Regions from separate parts of the Homo sapiens genome. Here region 1 is linked to region 2. Evidence: chromatin contacts called from ENCODE Hi-C data. All regions are on one chromosome and are shown on one strand. Each heading gives the region's core, a stretch centred on a gene start or an enhancer-like site at or near the end of the contact. The rest is flanking DNA. Distances are from core to core; before and after follow the strand shown.

Region 1 (5,646 bases), core at 1,180-3,679, 390 kb after region 2:
GGACTGAGCTACTCCGAATTGCAGGAAGCTCAGGCATCTGCTCCTCCTGTACCTGGTTTCTTAAAGAGTGGATTCTGATTCCTCTATGTCACCCCAGGAAGAGCACGAGGAACCCTTCGAGGCCGGTGAGGGTTCAGCACGGCAGCTCACTCTGTCTTGGGAACTACCAGTCTCTGAAAACCAAGTGGCCTTGACTCCTGTCACCAGTCACTGCTATTCATTTACTGCTTCTAATTTGCTCTAGACTTGGAGATATGGTAACAAACTTGTTACAAATGTGTACACGATGAGCATAATGAGTTGAAAGGAGGGCCTGGTCCCTAGGGGGGAGTGCGTGGGCTGGGGGAGGGGTCCATCAGAGGCCCCCTCTAGACTAATTCTCCCTTGGTTCCCAAGGTGGGCCAGCTTTCCAGAAGTGTGGCGACAGTCTCTGCCAAGCTTATGGAATTGTGTGTTTCTGGCTCCCTCTGCCAAACAGAGTAGTTTTCAAAAGGTAAAAGCACACCCAGAGCCTGTCTTTCTTCTGACTAAACGCCAAGTGGCCCTGCCAGCTGTTCAATGACCTGACAGAGCCGTGGTTTGCCGAGTCCTGGTGAAGTTACATCATCGCTTAAAAACAGCAGTGTGACTACCAGTATTTTTGAGAAAGTTCAGTGGGTACGAGAAGTAGTGCACAGGAGAGGAATCTTTCCTTTTTCCTTGTAAGCACTGCAGACGTGGCTCACAGGAGAACATTACTTGGCCCAAAGGCAAGAGCATATCAGAAGCCTCTGTCTCCTGCGAGAAACCTGGGAAAAATCATCTGTAGGGTAACAGAAAACCAAAAACCTGGGAATTAAAGTAGACCTCTGAGACTGCCCAATCTGAGCCCCTCCAAACAAACAAGGAAACTGAGGCCCAGACTGGGAGCCAGCAGCAGCCAGCTGGCTGACACAGGGCTCCCCCTTCCCACCTGGCACTCCAGTCTCCACAGAAAGCCAGGGCTGCGTTAGTTCTGTACCAATGAATCATACCAAGGCGACAGTGACAGATAACTGCAAACACCCACGGTGCCATCCCCGCGCTGGCACACCACACAGCTTCCACTCAAAAAAAACGGAGTCCCTTTCTTCATTATAGTCATATAGCACACAAAAATCAATTCACCTTGTATTTTAAAACTCAATTTCCAAATAAAGCCTTCAGGTAGAGTCCTGTTTTCTTCTCAGGCACACCCAGCCTGGGACCAGAAGCCCCAGGTGGGGGTAGAGGGTGGGCCAAGAAGTCTAGCAGTCCTGCTGTGCCATATACAGGTGAGAGGCGTCCATGTGGGGCTTTAGCCACCGTGTGGGGTTCTTAACACATTTCCCGGACTTAAGGCCCTTCCTCCCAAATTCCAGCCCACCCAGGATTCAGCACGCAAGTGGAGGCCATCACTGAACCTCTGAAGCTCATCCTGCCCCAGGACGATGGGAAGATCCTGCAGACAGCCTGGGCCTGGGCCTCAGTTTGCTCATCTGTCAGGCTGAGGGGTTACTCTGGGTGATTTTCAGGGTGCCTTCTGGCTCTGTTGTTCTGTATGAATCAGCTTTCCAAACGGGTTCCTTCTGTGTAGGTTACAGAAACCCTGGCAACCAACTCGTCATCCCTTACCCTGGCCTTCCTGAAGGGGGAAGCAGGCCACCTCCCACCCCCTGGTCTATGTCTGGGACTTGGCAGCCAAAGTACATCCCAGAAGGTAGGCGCGACTGCTGCACCAAAGAGTGGACACCCCCATTCCCTTCTATCCAGTCCGGGGAAAGGGAATTAATACAGGGTGGTCCAGGGGAGGCAAAGGGGCGAACATTAGAGGGTCTCCCCGCCCTCAGGTTCCCAGGCCTGGCTTGGCACCGGGACTTCCTTGTCCCTCTGATCACCCATTCCAGGAGACCCGTGGGTGTCCAGGAAAAGCTCCTAGATCAGCGCCCCTCCATGGCCCTTCCCCAGCCCAGGACTTAGCCCTGTGGCCTCAGAAGAGGCAGTCAGCTCCCCGAGGGTCCTCCAGATCCCAGGGCCGGCTGCGCTGACCCTTGGTTTCCTTGGCCTTCCCCATGCGAGGGGAGGGAGGGTTCCCAAAAGAGAATCGCCCACGGAACCGCAGCCCGCGCGCAGTCACTCGGTAGCTCGGTGCCCTACACACGCTGCCTCACCTTTCGGACCTCAGGCTCCTGAGCTGCGAAGCGGGGGTTCGAGTCCCCAACCCTCGGTGTCACCGCAGTTCAAACGAGCGCACCCTGCGCGCGGCTCGACCACTCTCCACCTGGGACAGGGCCAAGGGCACACGCCCCCACGCCGGCGCCGTTTCAAGCCGAGGAGTCCAGCAGCCCAAGGAACTTCCGGCGGCGCCTCCGCTGCCCGAGCCGGCGCTGGGACCCCGACCTGCCCGAGGCCCGCGCGCCGGCGGCGGTTACGTAAGCCGCAGCGGGGCCGCGCCGCGCCACTTACCGCCGGCCGCGCCCGCGTCAGCCCGTCCGCCGGTCCCTCCGCCGACTCGCGGCTCTGTCCGCCCGGCCCCGCGCCCGCCGCCGCCGCCCACAGCTGCACGTATCCCCTCAGCGCCGCCGCCTCCGCCGCGGCCGAGTCGCCGCTGTCACATAGTGGAAAACGTGACCGCGCGCGCCGCGCCCGCCCCCGGCCTCCGCCATTGGCCGCGACTCCGTCTCATCTGCATACATGAGGGGCGGGGCCTACGAACGCCGCGCGCCCATTGGTGGCCGCGCCCGTCGCTCTTTTTACATAAGACGCACATGGAACTCCATGTTCACCTCGTCGGTTCCTCAATGGAGACGCGGCGCGTTCGTGCTACCCGTCGTCCTCCCTAGTGGTCTCATCCACTTCCGGCGTCGGCGCCTTCCATTCACTACGCCCTCAAGCCCGCCAGCTCGGGGAGCGCGGAGTGGCGCGTACCATTGCGGGCGGGGGAGCTGGGCGCGGGGCTCCTGCGCACCTCCGGCCGGCCTGGCAGACCCGGCGCGCCGAAGCCGGACGAGGGAGACCTCCACCTCCGGCCACCGGCCAGAGGCGCGCCCCCAGCGGCCAGGGCCGCGGGAAAGTCCGCGCGGCATGCTTCATTCACGCATTCACATTCATTCATTTACTCATTCACTCACTCATTCATCGCGGGGCCCCGGAGCAGCCCAGGAGAAGGTGGCAGCACCGCCCTGCAGCAGCTCCGGGGGCACGCCCACCCGGGCCTCTGAGGTGCCTGTGGTCGACACTTGTCCCGGCAGCTACCAAGTGACCTTTCTTATTTTTGAGACCACGTGTTGCAATTTTTGGTTCAGGAAATAGAGTCATTGTTACTCTGGGGAGGTACAAAAGAAAGAAATGATGTTGTCCCTGCCCCCAAGCGCATCACTAGGGAGAAAGGACTATCTCATAAAAAGGAAACTTAATCAAATGCTAAATTGGGCGATGTGGGCTATAAATTAACCAGAGCTATCCCCACAGGCTCCGTGAGAAAGGCAGCACTTCCAAGGCGGGTAAGATGGGCCCTGAGAAAGGGACGCCTTACAACGGTGCAAGCCGTAGAGACGCAGGAGCCAGGGGTAGGAGGTTGTCCTGGGAGACAGCGCGGGACCCTGCATCACCTTGTTTCGGTAAGCATTGTGTGGGGCATGTGGAGCCTCTAAACTTCCATTTAAAGTGTCAGGAGAAAGAGTACAATTTCCCCGGGTCTGGGTAGAAGCCTGAGACTTACAGGACAGGAAGGAGCTTTCAGGCTCCCACGCAGCAGGCTCTGAATGTGTAGGCTCTCATGGGGAAGGCGAGACTGTCCAAGAAGCTGGAGCCCGCAGCATCTCTCTTTACTCTTCTTGTTCTTCTTTACCTGGACTCACCTGGGGACCAGGGATGGGACAGAAGGAAAAGTTATGAACCCACATCAGGAATTCCTGAGTGTGATAACTCCTTCTCTTCTACTTGACAAGGTGTGTGTGCAACTTCTCAGATGCAAACCAGGGCAAATACCAAGTTCATCGGGGCAGCCCTTCCCACAGAAGCCCCGGGAGGCCTGCATGCTGTTCACACACTCAGTCAGGTGGCCCCTCCTCCTGTTCCTCTGACATTGACACCTCGACACACTCCCCGCCCCCTCTCCCTAACACATACACACACAAATGCCAAGCAAACCCAGGCCCGGCTGCTGCGCCCTGCACACACCCAAAGGCTCTTTTGTTTCTTCCCTCCCATTGACGTCAATGGGGAGCTCCATTGTTCTGGAAACAAGAGTAAACAGACAGCTCATCCACACCTTACCGAGATTCTTCTTCATGCTTTTGCTGGGTCTTGCTCCATATTCAGCCTGCTACCTGATGTCACATTTCCTCCCTAAATGTAGCCTTTTTTATTTCCACCAATAAATCTGGTAGAAATATATTGAAATCAATTCTTTTAGAAATTATCAAGTGCTTTGGGCTCTAGGACTCTTCAGAATCTCATCTATTTTCAGTGATTCACAGCCAGTTTCTTCTTTCCTATTATTGGAAATTTGTGTACACTCCACAAATACTTGTTGACACCTGAGTGTTGAGGGGCATGCAAAAATACATCTCACTGCATCCCTGCTTGTAAGGAGTTGGTGATGTAGAAGGGGGGAGGAGGCAGATTCAGAGGCAATTTTGTCTAAGTTGTGGTGTGTAGGTCCTGAGGGAATAGGACAGCCATGGACAGAAGCCTCCATCCCAGCTCCAACAGAGGACAGCGCTCAGGGGATGAGCTCCTACAATCAGGCCAAGTGCATGGATGCCATTCTTGCTGAACCAAGATGGTGACAGAGAGAGAGCGCAAATTGGGGCAGTCAGATTGGAGAAGGAAGGGGGATGAACCCTTTCCTAGCCAGCCCACACTGGCCAGCTGTCACCTCCAGCACGGAGCTCAGAGCTCTTGGATAGGGGAATTGCTGTTGGCACTGTGGGAGGCAGGCTGGCTAGGAGACAGCTAGTCCTTTAGTTGGGGGTGGAGGTGGAGTGGTAAGCCAGGGTCCCCACCTACCTTGGGAATGCTGCCAGTGGGAGGAGCTGGCCTCCCAGCTAAAGGCTGCTTGGCCCCTGCTCCACCCACTCCCACCAGCCTGTTTCCACCAGTAAGCCTGGCCCAAGTTGGCCCACCCATCTATGTCTGGGCCTGCCTGTAGGGCCTCTCTGCACCCAGGCCTCCATGCCCTTGCCAGTCCACTCACTGGCCCTCTCATTCACTCATGCACCCAGCCAATTGTTTACTGAGCAACTACTATGTACCAGGCAACTGTGCTGATCACTGCTTCCTCTCATTGTAGGTGGCATGGTTTGCGGGTTGGCTAGCTGGAGGGCCAAAGGACAGGCGGCTAGGAAGAGAATTCCCTCTGCAAATGGAGGAGGTGGTGGCCAGCAAAGTCTCTCTAAAGAGATGGAGGGGACACTGTCAAGCTTTCTGGCCCCCTAGTGCTGGAGCCCCTTTCTTGGGCCTAGGGACATTGGAGATGATAATGCCCAACCCTTACTCTCCAGCCTCCCTTGAACCCAGCGCTGACCTACGGCTGACCCCAGCTTGGCATGGTGGCAGCTCCTGGCAGGGAGACCCTCAGCCAGCTCACAGAGGTGACCTCAAGGGCGCGGGCACCTGTGTCCAGGGTCTCAGGGTGAGACAAGG
Region 2 (6,235 bases), core at 2,154-4,653:
CATGGTGGTGGCCCTCTGAGGGAGTTCTCACCACGCTGCTGCTGTGAGCCAGGGATCACTGAACCCATTTTAAAGGTGAAAACACCGAGGCTCCGTAACTGCCAACTCCTCAAAACCCCCACAGTGAACACCCCACGTTGGGATGTTTCCTGGCCTGGCCTTTCCCCACACTCAGTGTTGCCCTGAGCTCCAAACGAGGTGAGATTGTGGCAGGAGGGCAGGGGTGGCAAGGCTGCTACCCCGATGGAGGCGGCCAGTTGGTGGGATGCCCGAACAGGGACCAGCATGGTGCAGGGCGCCCCGTGGGTGGGCAGGATGGGTCGCTGAAGGCTCGTGAAGCCCGGCAGGGGTCCCTGAAGAGTCTAGTGGCATCGGGGGAGAGTTTCTTGTACAGAGAGGGTGAGTATGCTTTGGGCCGGCTGGCTGGGGCTGAGACCAGGGGTGGATAGGAAGGCAGAGCCCGTCCAGCCTCCAGGCCAGCGTTGCTTCACAAGGACAATGCCCCCAGGGTGTTAGCATCCAAATATAGCTTGCCGGCTGTCATGCTTAATCCTGAGACTCGGACACATGTCACACCCATGTCCCCGTGAGGTGGGAACCCTGGGGCCTGGACAGGCCTGAGTGTGGTCTCAGCCCCATCACACACAGCTGGGCAGCTAGACCTGGGTGTCCCCACAGGGGTGCCAGGACACCTCCCAGGGGTTGTAGTGAGCCCTCAGCACCCGGCCCACAATGGGCACAGCTCAGCGATCTCCCAGCATTCCCTGATCCTCGGACCCTGGGACGCAATGCAACCCCTGCTCAGGCCCAGATGCAGCCAGCATAGGACAGTCTGTGACTTTGCCTGGGACACCCACTGCATTTTAAAACTGCACTTCATTTGGCAGCCCCAGGAGCCAGGGCGCTGCCCAGGCCTGTTCTCAGAGGAGGTATTATGCCCGTCCGCCCGCCTGCTGTGGCTGCTCTGTGGGGAGCCTGACTTGGCAGCTCCCAGGCTGTGTCTGGTGCCAGACCTGGCTGCACATGGAGCCAGGGATGGATTTAGAAACCTCTCGCTTCTCCCAGCATGGGCAGAGGCGCCCAGATTCCTCCCCGGCCTGGGGCCACCATAGCAGGAGAAGGGGAGGGAGGCAGAGGAAGCCAGGCCCAGGGAGGGCCAAGCAGCCCCCAGGCAGACCCCTGGACCGTTCCCCAGTCTGCACTGCCGCCTCAGGGACCTCCCCATCACCTCAGCAAGCGCCCTTTTCTGTAAGGAGGGGGTAAGAACACCTGCCCTCGGGTGATGTGAGAAGCACACTCACGCGGGGAAACAGGTCTTAGTATTTTCTTAGACTTTGTTTTGTTTTGTTTTAAGGCAGGGTCTCACTCTGCCGCCTAGATTGGAATGCAGTTGCATGATCTTAGCTCACTGCAGACTTGACTTCCTGGACTCAAGCAACCCTCTTGACTCAGCCTCCCAAGTAGCCAGGACTATAGGCACACACCACCACTCCTGGCTAACTTTTAAACTTTGTGTAGAGATGGGGGAGTCTCTCTGTGTTGCCCAGACTGGTCTGGAACTCCTGGGCTCAAGCGATCCTCCTGTTTTGGCCTCTCAAAGTGCTGGGGTTGCAGGCGTGAGCCACTGCACCCAGCCTCTTAGACTTTTGGACAGCAGAGGGGCCAGGCCTTTAAATGTCCTGGGGGTGTGATGTGCTGTCCGTGGGGATGGTGGGGTCACCTGCCCCAGCCTCAGTGGGTCCCTCTTTTACATGCCTGCAGCTCACCGGATGCTCCCGTGTGGCACTCAGCTATCATGAGGTGTGCATCCGTCCAGGTGGACCCCAGAGCCCCGCATGCAACCACGGGCCCCGCCTGGGCCTCAGCCTCCATCCCAGGAATGGGAGAACCAGCTTCACTTCAGGCCAGGAAAGAGGGAGACTGAAAGAGCAGATGACATGGGACAGGACAGAGCCTGAGGCCCAGACAGGCCATGAGCGAGGGGAGGTGAGAATAAGGCCACAGGTGGTCCCGTGTCTGCCTTCCCTGCTCAACGTGCAGAGAGGGCTGGCCATTTTCTCCGGCTTCATCAGCATGCTCTACAGTCACTGCGAGTGTTGCAGGAGGAATTGTGGCCTCCTCCACAGCAGCGAGAACACTGAGCCCCGTTTCATCTGTCTTCCTCCTGTTTCCTTGAACCCTCCCAAGATTCTTTCTTTGGTGCGTTATTCATGTTGTTCCTTTTCCTGCAAGAGAGAGGCCTTTGTCCTCCTTGTTCAGCAAGCACCTAGTCAGTGGTAAAGTGCAATATTTAGCTGGTAACAAAGGTGTGGAATGGAATTGGCTTCCATGATTTGGCGAAGTATTTGCAAGAAGCCTATGGTGAGGCTTCTTGTTTACAGATCCACGTGTCTTAGTGGAAACCTCAGAAACACATGCTCTCGTGGATGCTGTCATTCTTCTTTTTTTGTTTGTTTTGGTTTTTTGGGGGGGGGTTTTGTTTTTTGTTTGTTTGTTTGTTTTTTGAGATGGGGTCTCGCTCTTTCTCCCAGGCTGGAGTGCAGTGGTGCAACCTCAGCTCACTGCAACCTCCACCTCCCGAGTTCAAGCCATTCTCCTGCCTCAGCCTCCTGAGTAGATGGGACCACAGGCGTGCACCACCACGCCCAGCTAATTTTTGTATTTTTAGTAGAGACTGGGTTTCACCATGTTGGCCAGGCTGGTCTCAAACTCCTGACCTCAGGTGATCCACCCTCCTCAGCCTCCCACAGTGCTGGGATTGCAGGCGGGAACCACTGTGCCTGGCCAGATGCTGTAATTCTTTGGAAAGGGATGGAGTTGGCATTTCCCCTTATGCTGTTGGGAAAATGGCTTTGCTAAGATGTCAGAAGTCCCTGTTAATACAACTTAAATAGATAAACCATAGTCAGAGCCTGGGGAAAATTCCTGTTTAACATATTCATTTGCATGCAGTGATGACACTTATTTCAAAGCATTCCTGTCTCAGCAATGCAGTAGGTCAAATGTGTAGGCATCCCTGGGCTGGCACAGGTACATAGGACTTCTAATGCTTGGCCTTTTCCCTAGTTTGATTGTACTCTCTGACCAGCCTGATTTAGGAAGGGTTTGATAGTACAATATCCGTCTTTCCCTCACGCGTGCTGCCAGTCCCAGGGGGATGGGAGCAGCCACTCACCCGTAGGAGTTCCAGGTGTGCACAGCTGGCTCAGAGCCTGCTGGCCCAGCACACATTTCCCAGGCCAGCACAGTGTGCTGAAGTGCTTTTCATCAAACAGTTAACAAGACTTCCTTATACATTTCCCCAGTGTCAAGAAAAACAAAAGGTGCCCAGTTCTCTGCTGCCTCCAGCAGTGCTGGGCAGAAGTGAGACAGGAAGCCAGGCTCCCGAGCTCACACACGCAGACGTAGGTGGGAAGCTACACTGCGTGGGCTTTCACATCCCCAGGGCCCGGGCTGAGGCCTCTTAAAGACAAGCTGGCCCTGTGCTTGCTCCACACCTGACGCACGCCAGGCCAGGCCACAGCGTGGCTCTCTGTCAACAGAGGAAGTGGCGCAGTAAGTGGCCAGCCCCTCCCTGCTTTGGAAAGGTCCCGCTATTCACAGAATCCTGGGTGTGAGCCCTGACACCAAAGGCAGAAACCACAAGGGAGAAGCCAGCCCTGGCTGCCTAAATGCGAAATAAGCCTGTTGCTGGCTGCCACGAAAATGCCACTGTGTTCCAGTCCTAAATGGGGTGCATGCTATTGGTTTGAGACAGTGATTTTTTTTTTTTCTTTGAGACTGGGTCACACTCTGTCACCCATGCTGGAGTGCAGTGGCATGATCTCCGCTCGCTGCAACCTCCGCCTCCCGGGTTCAAGCAATTCTCCTGCCTCAGCCTCCTGAGTAGCTGGGACTACAGGCACACGCTGCCACACCCAGCTAATTTTTTGTATTTTAGTAGAGATGGGGTTTCACCGTGTTGCCCAGGCTGGTCGCGAACTCCTGACCTCAGGTGACCCGCCCGCCTCGGCCTCCCAAAGTGCTGAGATTACAGGCGTGAGCCACTGCACCTGGCCGAGAGAGAGATTTTTATCACATGAAGAAAATAGCTTCTTTCTGTGTTTTCAAGGTTGTGGCTTTTTTAAAATCAGAAAAGAATATTGAGTTTTCTCAAATGCCTTCTCAATGCGTATTAAAATGACGGTACATTTTTTTCCCATGGTGTATTAAAGTGTGATTTTGTAGTAACAGGTTTAAAGCATTCCTGAAATTAGCCCTCCTTTAAATAAAATATGCTATGTGGCTAGATGAAGTTTGTTAGCATTGGGTAGGGGACTTGAGTGTCTATTTATAGGTGGAAGCGAAGGGCATCTGTTCCGTCCGTGTGCGCATGCGTTGAGACGCATGTCATGCCATCTCAAGAGGCTTGGGATCAGGGTTTGTTAACTTTTTTAAATGAACTGGGAAGCTGCACATCTTTTTCTTTCACTTTAAGAATTTGCAGTGGCTCACGCCTCCCACACCTGTAATCCCAGCACTTTGGAAGGCCGAGGTGGGAGGATCGCTTGAGCCCAGGAGTTTGAGACCAGCCTGAGCAACATAGTGAGAACCTGTCTCAATTAAAAAGAAAAAAAAAGAATTTGAAAGAACTGCCTGGGATCTAGTGCCTTTTGAAACAGCAATTCTTTAATAACATTTGCCATTTTTCTTCTTGGAATTCCTCCTTTTTAAGTCGATATTTGATAGTTTATAATTTAACCAAAAAGTATCCCAATTCACTGAGGATTTTCCAATTTTTAACAAACCTTTTTTACGTATTAATCTCTTATACTTCTTCTTTTTCTTTTCTGTTTTTTGTTTTTTGTTTATTTGTTTGTTTGTTTAGGACAGTGTCTGGCTCTGTCGCCCAGGCTGGAGTGCAGTGGCACGATCTCGACTCACTGCAACCTCTGCCTCCTGGGTTCACGGCATTCTCGTGCCTCAGCCACTCAAGTTAACTGGGACTACAGGTGTGTGCCACCATGCCTGGCTAATTTTGATATTTTCAGCAGAGATGGGGTTTCGCCATGCTGCCCCGGCTGGTCTTGAACTCCTGAGCTCAAGTGATCTGCCCACCTCGGCCTCCCAAAGTGGTGGTATTACAGGCGTGAGCCACCGCACCTGGCCTATATTGCTTCTAATAATTATTGATGGACAAATTATGTGCCATTTGGAGAGATTTATTTTGTTCTTTTTAAAAAATATCTTGCTTTGGATACTTATTTTGTTTATTTTCATTTATTTTTGTTTAATAAAATAATTTATAACTATTAATTTTTCTCAGAATTCACTTTTGCCCCATTCCATTCATTTGTACATATAGTATTGCCGATCTTGTTCTCTTAATATTTTGTAATTGAATTTTTAAATTCTCCTGTGACTTCGAAATTATATAAATGATCTTTCATTTCTAGGAATTCCATTTTTTTAAATTTATCCTTTTTTTAAAACTAATTTTTAGTTTTCAGTATTGTAGCCTGAGAATATTGACTTATGATTTATACTCTGGGGATTTGATGAGTCTCTTTTTGCCGCCTAACACAGACCCAGGGGCCTTTGAAAAGCCGGCTGAGTCTCTGTAGAATAGAACCTTTATCAGACAGTCACTGCATCGGTTTATTAACATTATTTTTCATAATCACTTTATGCTACTGTTTATCTACCTAGCCTTGGGAGGTGTGTTTAAGTCTCCCACGTGTCTTGCGTTCCTGGCAGCTGCGGGCTGTCTGTACGCTGTGGCGCAGTGCCAGCTGTCCTGGGTGGAGCATCCCCATCAGCCCCACTGATGGCCCTTCTCACCGGCCTGGGCCAGGTCTGCTGGGAAGCCCACACCCCTGCTCACCTTCTGTCTGCGTCTCCTGGGTACATCCCTCTCTCGCTGTCTTCCTTCAGGCTTTGTTTCACTTTGCCTTGGAGGTGGCCACTGTGACCAGAGTAAGGGGGATTTTTGCTCTTACCCTCCCTGCCCCGGTGGTGTCTGCAGTCTGGTTGTTGAGACCAACAGTGGGTGAATAATCACATGAGTTCATGGACAGCCACAAAGTAACACCCATCTATGAAGGAAAACCCCACTTTGCTGGGGAAGCCAAATATGATTGAAGCATCCAGAAAAGGCCTCTTTGAGGACGTGACATTTAAGCGAAGGGCGAGCATAGGGTGGCCTTGTGAAGATGAGGCTAAGAGCTTTCCAGTTAAAAGGAACAGCATGTGCAAA

What was found. A loop is a pair of places that touch in the nucleus more often than their neighbours do. Pooled maps may share reads with other maps.
Region 1: a loop to region 2 is called in a pooled map, with 5 times the contacts of the local background. The contact joins the promoter of PER2 here to the enhancer-like site in region 2. A Hi-C loop is called at or near these places in 7 of 50 pooled maps.

Annotation. Positions count from the first base shown.
Region 1 is chr2:238,286,181-238,291,826 of GRCh38, forward strand. It overlaps PER2 (period circadian regulator 2), which reads right to left and starts at 2,430. Exons shown (of 23, transcript NM_022817.3): 1 at 2,169-2,430. LOC112268433 (a long non-coding RNA gene) reads left to right here and starts at 1,689. Exons shown (of 3, transcript XR_002959458.2): 1 at 1,689-1,717. RefSeq lists enhancers at 1,368-1,890, 1,975-2,869, 3,944-3,993 and silencers at 2,418-2,567, 2,908-3,177.
Region 2 is chr2:237,895,313-237,901,547 of GRCh38, forward strand. The region is part of intron 2 of RAMP1 (receptor activity modifying protein 1); the gene reads left to right. Among named protein-coding and RNA genes, the nearest start is that of RAMP1, 39 kb to the left of the region's middle. RefSeq lists enhancers at 1-3,643, 1-559, 3,611-3,660, 3,741-3,850. Within about 2 kb of position 3,404, at least 29 of the 41 ENCODE cell types and tissues checked have a DNase peak (open chromatin) inside an H3K27ac peak, as active enhancers do.